3 separate regions of the Homo sapiens genome follow, and all the other regions are linked to region 2. A link is a loop called in an ENCODE intact Hi-C map of the cell type or tissue named here. Cell type or tissue: endothelial cell of umbilical vein. All regions are shown on one strand. Region 1 overlaps BIRC6 (baculoviral IAP repeat containing 6). Region 2 overlaps LTBP1 (latent transforming growth factor beta binding protein 1). Region 3 overlaps LTBP1 (latent transforming growth factor beta binding protein 1).

Region 1 (2,500 bases), 720 kb after region 2:
TAATAGAGATGAAGTCTCACTGTGTTGCCAAGGCTGATCTCAAACTCGTGGGCATAAGCAATCCTCTCATCTTGGCCTCCCAAAGGGATTACAGGCATGAACCACCACCACAGCTCCCAGACTCTTTATTAAAACAGTACAAAGAAATGGCATAATTTGACAGTTTCATATGAACTATTACCATGAAAACTATAAATAAGGATATACAGTTAAGTATCATGTTACGACAGCTCGACAATTTTTCATTATTTGTTTCTCAGGCAGTGTATATCAACAAAATAAAGTATTTTTATAAATAATAAAAATTATGTATTTTCTATTGGTATCAAACCTTATCTTTTCCTGTAAGAGCACTAATACAATTTCTATGTCCTTTTTAATTTGGAGAGCCCTGAGACCTAGCAAGATGGCTAGGTTTCCAACTGCACATTTACTTTGATGTAACTACTAAGTAATTCAAATTTAATAAATATGGTCATATTTAAATTAAGATATTTGTCGTGACAACAGAATTAACCTTATTCTCAAACAGTATACTTATGAAATTAAATACCTACTCTTAAAGAAACATATCCAAAGGTAACATAAAGTAAAAAAAAAAGAGCTTTAAACATACAAAATACACTGTGAGAAAAATCAGATGGTATATCAAAATGCAGTAATGGGTTTTGACACATTATAGTTTGTTATAAAACTGTCAAACCAATATTAGGGAAATTAAAAATTTTAATCCTAGTATATAACATCATTTAACTAAGATAACCAGCCAATTCAGTAGATACTTTATAATTTTCCCAATGAAGTCCTGTGCCTGCTCTCTCATGTCTACCTTACTCTAACACATCACTTACTCATTTTTATTTTTCATAATGACAAAATCCATTTATATCTTGCTTTTCAACTTGAAAATAAGTGAGTTTAATAATCACCACGTTACTAACCAGTTAAACTTGAGCAACTGAATACATTTCTCTAGATTTCATTTGTTCTTTTCTAATCTGTGAATTGTCAGATTAACCCAGATAACAGCAATTTCCCTTGATAATCTGAAAGAATATTCATCCCCATATAATAAGACCACTATTAAAAAGGTAAAGATTTATTTCAATAAGAATTTGTAGCATACCCCACTAAGTTAATGGCAAATAATTTAATGTGTGCTGAGACTTAATATGCTCTCTTCTCAAAAAAGGAACATACTATTTTCTAAAATAGGTGAGGGTCTCTAAAGTAACATTCTGCCTGTTAACATTAACATGTGAATATTACCAAATACTTCTTAAAATGAAACAGGATCTCCATCTAGTGGCCAGAGGGGTAACTCCATACTATACAAGGGCTAGAGAAAAAATGATTGTGGCCTACAAAACGCAACTTTCAGAATACCATTTCTTATGAAAAGTGGAAGTGAAAATGTTGAGAAAGAAATTAAAATGAACAAATAATATATTTTCCTATCTAGAACACTAACAGATGTCTTTATTTTAGTAAGCAATAAGAAACAAATTATTAAAGCATCAAACTTACTATTTTGAGTAACTGGAACCATAATGTTAACCTTTGATAAATCTGATTAATTTAGCCTAAATATGAAGATTTATGTTTCTGCTGTAATGCCACCAAACGCTTTTTTTTAAAGTCTCCATTCATTTACAGGCTGGGTTGTGGCTCATGCCTGTCTGTAATCCCACCACTTTGGGAGGCCGAGGTGAGCGGATCACTTGAGGTCAGGAGTTCGAGACCGGCCTGGCCAACGTGGTGAAACCCTGTCTTTACTCAAAATACAAAAAAAATTAGCAGGGTGGGTGGCGGGTGCCTGCAGTCCCAGCTACTCGGGTGGCTGAGGCATGAGAACTGCTTGAACCCGAGAGGCGGAGGTTGCTGTGAGCCAAGATCATATCACTGCACTCCAGCCTGGGCGACAGAATGAGACTCTGTCTCAAAAATAAAATAAAAAAATAAGTCTCCATTCATTTACGTATCTAAATTTTCCTCTCCACCCATTTTAAGATCTACAAAAAGAGGTCAAAAGAGTAGGAAAACTACTGTTAGTCACAAAAATCTTTTGCTAGAAACAGTAAATTCAAAAAGATGAAATATCAGGAATTTATCTTTTTTTTTTTTTTTTTTTTTTTTTTTTTTTTTTTTTGAGACAGAGTTTCACTCTTGTCACCCAGGCTGGAGTGCAGTGGTGCCATCTCGGCTCACCGCAACCTCCCCCTCCTGGGTTCAAGCGATTCTCCTGCCTCAGCCTCCCAAGTAGCTGGGATTACAGGCATGTGCCACCACATCTGGCTAATTTTGTTTTTTGTTTGTTTTTTTTTTTTAGTAGAGATAAAATGATGTAACTTATAGTCAGTAGGTTAAACGGTAGCATGCCTCCTAAATGATATTAAATATGGATTGTTTTCAGGAAAACACAGCTTAATATAAGCATATAAGTACATATATAATTAAGTAAACATAAATATAAATATATAAATATATAATTAGTTATCAG
Region 2 (2,500 bases):
TTACAAATTACTTATACCTTTTGTGAGTCTAGTTATGTTAATTCACTTTCAGGAAGATACATTTGTTTATAGTGAAAATATTATCAAATTATAGGAAAAATAATTCAAAAGGCTAAAAACATGGGTAATTAATATGACTGCCTAAACTTAAGTGACTGGCAATAATAACACAAAACAATGAATTATACATACAGCACAGCATATAATCATTAACAAGATAGGAAAATGCTTATTTGTTAAAAAAACACAGGCACAAATTATAATATAGAATATAATCTCCATTATACTACAATACACACAGAAAAGAAGGTTGGAGGGAAGTAGATCCAAGTTTTATGGTTTTTAGGATTAGCATTTTCTTCATTTTTTTTGGTACTTTTTAAAATTTTTACACTAAGCATGTCTTGGCACTTTCATAATCTGAAAAGTCTTCCTTAAAAATATAACTTGTATGTACCTAAAATCTGAAGGTAAAAGGTAATCTTCACCAGGTTATACTCATGGACTTTCAGGTAAGAATTCTCTTCTGTTTATAGGAATTTTTTAGTGAAACAGCATGAGATGCACACGACTCTATATTATACATAGAAGCTTCCTTTGCAAGTTACTGGTGTTTAGATTTCTTGGGTTTTTTCCCGGGTGGTTATTGACCTATCTTTATACTCATCTCTGACATTTTCATAAAGCAGAAAGACATGTTGACCATATTTGCAAAAAAAAAAATTAGAAGGTGAATTAATATATTCAGGGCAAGGGTTCAGAACAAATTAAGAGGCTATAAATCTGGGGTTTTCATGAAAAGCTTGATGAGTAGTCACTAACCCACTCCCACAATACCAATTTGGTGATTACCAAGTATTTGTCATTTGGCAGGGACAGCCTTAGAATGGAACTTCTTTATATGTGTGAACAAGTCTTCAAATATATGTGATGCTTAATTAAAATGTGATATATTCCTATGCCACAAATTGCCAACATAGCTAAAGTGTTTCTTCTCAAAAGTCAGCTCTGAGGTAGGAGAAATAGTGAAGAAGTATAACTCTTTAGTCTTAGGAATAAAATGAGTAATAATGGCCTTTCCCACCAATCCAATATCTTAGATAGAAGCTAGGAGGTTGGAATTTGATAAAAAATGTTTGTTGATTTTTAGTTGATTACCTCATACATAAGTATATAGAGACGTGGCTTGCAAACGCTGAACATGTCTGTCAGGATCACGTTACATGTAAGAAAATGTTAGGCTGACACCACTAGAGGGTACTAAGAGATACAGCAAAGGAAAGAGGGACACTTTCTGAAACATACTTGATTTCTACTTCTTCCCATTTTTACACAAGTGATTAATTAATGTAACTGTCATCAGTTTGACCTCAGAGATCCCTTCCATCCTTTGCCAGGCAGGATTCCATTCTTTTTTTTTTTTTTTTTTTTTTGAGACGGAGTCTTGCTCTGTCACCCAGGCTGGAGTGCAGTGGCACGATCTCGGCTCAGTGCAAGCTCTGCCTCCCGGGTTCACGCCATTCTCCTGCCTCAGCCTCCCAAGTAGCTGGGACTACAGGCACCCGCCACCACGCCCGGCTAATTTTTTTGTATTTTTAGTAGAGACGGGGTTTCATCGTGTTAACCAGGATGGTCTCCATCTCTTGACCTTGCGATCCACCCACATCAGCCTCCCCAAGTGCTGGGATTACAGGCGTGAGCCAAGGATTCCACTCTTGTAGGCAGACAGAAAACAACCATCACACCTTCAAAACACCCCTGTCTGCTTTCTATTCACTACTTATCAAAAAGTTGAACATCAGAGGCTGTGTGCAGTGGCTCACGTCTGTAATCCCAGCACTTTGGGAGGCCGAGAAGGGAGGATCACTTGAGGCGAGGTCAGGAGTTTGAGGCCAGCCAGGACATGGTGAAACCCCATCCTTACTAAAAATAGAAAAAATTAGCCAGGTGTGGTGGTGGGCACCTGTAGTCCCAGCTATTCGGGAGGCTGAGGCAGGAGAATCGCTTGAACCCTGAGTGACAGGGCGAGACTTTGCCTCAAAAAAAAAAAAAAAAAAGTTGAATATCAGGTAAAAAAATAAATTACTGGTACTTATACTTTAAAACATATAAAACATGTCTCCCTCATATCTCCCCTGTGTTTTCTCTCCTTTTCTAATAGGTTTTCATTCCTGAGCACATAGACAGTACACAAGTCCTGAGAATGTTGTCTTAAAGAACAGGAAAAGTGTTCTGCATTTTCTGTTTTTTAGGGCAAAGACAAGATGCTTTATATTTTTCCTAAGTGGTCACTCACACATCGGCATGCAAACCTTTTCCCACCGAGTAGATCAGTTCATGTAGAAGAATATGATTCTTTGAGCAAACTGTGTCAATATAAACTCTAGAAACTGGGCTCTGTCTGATACACCAGAGTCAAGCCTCACATAGACAGCACTCATTTCTTGTGTCAGGGGTATGTATGCTGGTGAATGGGAATGTCTTGTCTTTTTAGCATGCT
Region 3 (2,500 bases), 56 kb after region 2:
AGAGCGAGACTCTATCTCAAAAAAAAAAAACAAAAAACAAAAGAAAACCAATGGAAGTTTAGCATCCATACCCCAGGCTAGTGAGCAGAGTGTGGTGACAGAAGGTCCAGGCAGGTGGTGGCCCTCAGAAGGACAGCAAGTAGTAGACACCAGTCACCTGGCAGGCCTCCAGGGGCAGCGTTTCTTTTCTGCCAGGTCCAAGCATGCAACATTCTGACTGAGGCGCTAAGTAACTACATATCCAAATTGTAAAACAAGACCAAACCACAGAAGGCTCAGCTAAGTTTTAGTTACATCATAGCTTTGATGTTCTAAGGTTTTATTATTTTTAATGATTTCAACAGGATGCTGTGTGCTCTCCAACAGCAGTATATGATAGTGATTAAAAATGTGACTCAGGAGTTAGAGAGGCCTGAGAATGAATTCTGACTGTAGGACTTCTTACACGCATTATCTTAGACATTTTCCTACCCATAACGTAGAGTGCATAATAGTATCTTTCTCCTAGGGTCATGAAACATGAAAGAAAAAAGGCATGTGCAATGCTGAACATTATAGCTGAGCACTTACATGTGTCAGCTATCATTACCATTATCATTATTATTATTATTATAGATAAAAGCTCCCTACTCCAGATGTCCCATTTGAGGCCCCAAATGTTTGTCGGATTCCCCAGGGAGTAGAAGGCGTGTGAGTGGAGTAGATTGTAAACGGTCCTGTCAATCAAACAGGTTAGTCTAATTGCCCTCTCGAAAGTACCAGACTCCATAAGAAACGACCCTACGAGACAAAATGAACTTCCCTAATATAAAAGCAGGTGTTAAAGACATTCTGAGTTAAGCAAAACTAGGCATACCAAAACAATTGCTTTTTTTTTTTTTAGATGAACTTGAAAAAACACGTAATTCTGGGGAAGGCACTGAAAAAAGCCCTAGTGTAAGTCAGTAAAGCCCAAGACCATCACATCTCTTGAAACCGGGGCAGTAACTCCTGCAGACACGTGACACGCATTCCTTGAGATAAAGAAACTCTCTTATAAAACAACACAACTGGATAAACAATGAGTGACGTTGTGTGCCAGATACCAACACAATGACCTGGGGAAGTCTGTTTGAAGACAGGGCTCTCAGCAAAGTGTTTAACCACGTGCAGTGAGGGAAAGTCCCCGAGGTTGGAACAGCGGCAGGGCCACAGATGAACAGTCTCAGACACGGGGGAAGACTGGACCAAAAAAAGAGTGATAAAGTGGTAGGTGGGTAGGTAGTCACAGAGATGACGAAACAAACATGCACAGGCACGTACACGCAGAGTGGGGAGAAGAAGAGGGAGAGACAGATCCAACGTGAGAACAAACGGGAACCTTAGAGAAGACAGGCACATATTTGGGGCTGGAATCAGGTAGTTTCCATACTCCTTGAGCTTAATCACAAAACGTGTAACCCTGAAATATGAAGGACTGAAGGGAGGAAAGGCGAACAATGACCCAGGCCTAAGACTGGGAACAAAATGATTCTGTAAAAACACAGAGGTCCCCACCGTTGCAACCTGGCTGCCAAAGCATGCTTAGGGTTTATTTCCAGTTTTATAAAATTTATGTAAGACACCAGTTCACATCATATGCAGATCATTCTTGTACTGGACTCTTTAGGTTCATCTCCTAATCAAGCGAAACACTCAACACTTGCTGATTTTATATGCTTAAAATGTTAGTAGCAGTTAAAATCCAATTTTCACCTTGGATTCCTAGAATGTTTTATTTGGTAGGGCAAAAATAAATCATTTTTTCTCAACAGGGCCTCCAGAAAGGTACAAGGTTTTCATTACATGATTCAGGCCGCTTTATCCCATGGCTTTGTTTTTGCAGGTCCACAGCCAAGAGCAGCATAAGCCATCCAAATTGTTTAAATAAATGGTAGTGTAGGTGGTACCACAACACTGTGTGTGTCTTGAAACTGGGTCTGCACAGTATAAGAATAAGCTACAAGAGATGAAGTCACAGTTATAACAAGACTCAAAGTTCTACATATGCCCTTCAGTTATTTAACTATGAAGAGGCTTCGATGTGCAGCCAGAAACTCCATCTGAGAGATCTCTGTGGCCATACTCAGGGCTCTCACCCAAGAGACCACTGAACACCATAGGGTCTCACCTGGATGTAGGAAATGCCTACAGGAAAAGAAGGTAGAGGAAAGATCTTCTCTCTCCCACACCAAAAGGCCACACTGAAGAGAATCACATGGAATAGGATGAGATCAGCATTCAGAAAATCCTTGTCTATGACTGTTAGGTTCTGCTTTCTGGTGAGATGTAATCACACAGATATAGGCTCACGCTAACTATATTTTTACGCACAGATTGAGGTGATGTTTTACAAGTTAAAAACACAAATGGAATTCCTCCTTTGTGAATTATTCACTACATTAACATGGAAAGCCTTATCATTTCAGGATGTGTCTTACGAATAAGTAATCCTGGAGAAATGTGCTAAATTTACAACCCA

Evidence for each region. Hi-C counts contacts between places; a loop is a spot of excess contacts. Peaks named below come from ENCODE experiments on the same cell type or tissue, not always from the same donor. Only the 100,000 strongest peaks of a DNase experiment are listed, where the experiment ranks them.
Region 1: it touches region 2 in a loop (4-fold over the local background); 4 of 110 quality-filtered maps call a loop at or near these places.
Region 3: a loop joins it to region 2, with 2.1 times the contacts of the local background. A loop is called at or near these places in 7 of 110 quality-filtered maps.

What each region holds. Positions count from the first base shown.
Region 1 is chr2:32,552,847-32,555,346 of GRCh38, reverse strand. All of the region lies in intron 65 of BIRC6 (baculoviral IAP repeat containing 6), which reads right to left. Among named protein-coding and RNA genes, the nearest start is that of BIRC6-AS2, 21 kb to the left of the region's middle. In endothelial cell of umbilical vein, a CTCF peak has its summit at 1,298 (motif pointing left); a DNase peak (open chromatin) is centred at 1,306.
Region 2 is chr2:33,269,523-33,272,022 of GRCh38, reverse strand. The region is part of intron 15 of LTBP1 (latent transforming growth factor beta binding protein 1); the gene reads right to left. Among named protein-coding and RNA genes, the nearest start is that of MIR4430, 150 kb to the left of the region's middle. In endothelial cell of umbilical vein, a CTCF peak has its summit at 1,253 (motif pointing right); a DNase peak (open chromatin) is centred at 1,232; H3K27ac peaks cover 229 bases.
Region 3 is chr2:33,213,254-33,215,753 of GRCh38, reverse strand. All of the region lies in intron 7 of LTBP1 (latent transforming growth factor beta binding protein 1), which reads right to left. Among named protein-coding and RNA genes, the nearest start is that of MIR4430, 200 kb to the left of the region's middle. In endothelial cell of umbilical vein, no CTCF peak of the experiment used is centred here; DNase peaks (open chromatin) are centred at 343 and 1,063; H3K27ac peaks cover 2,453 bases.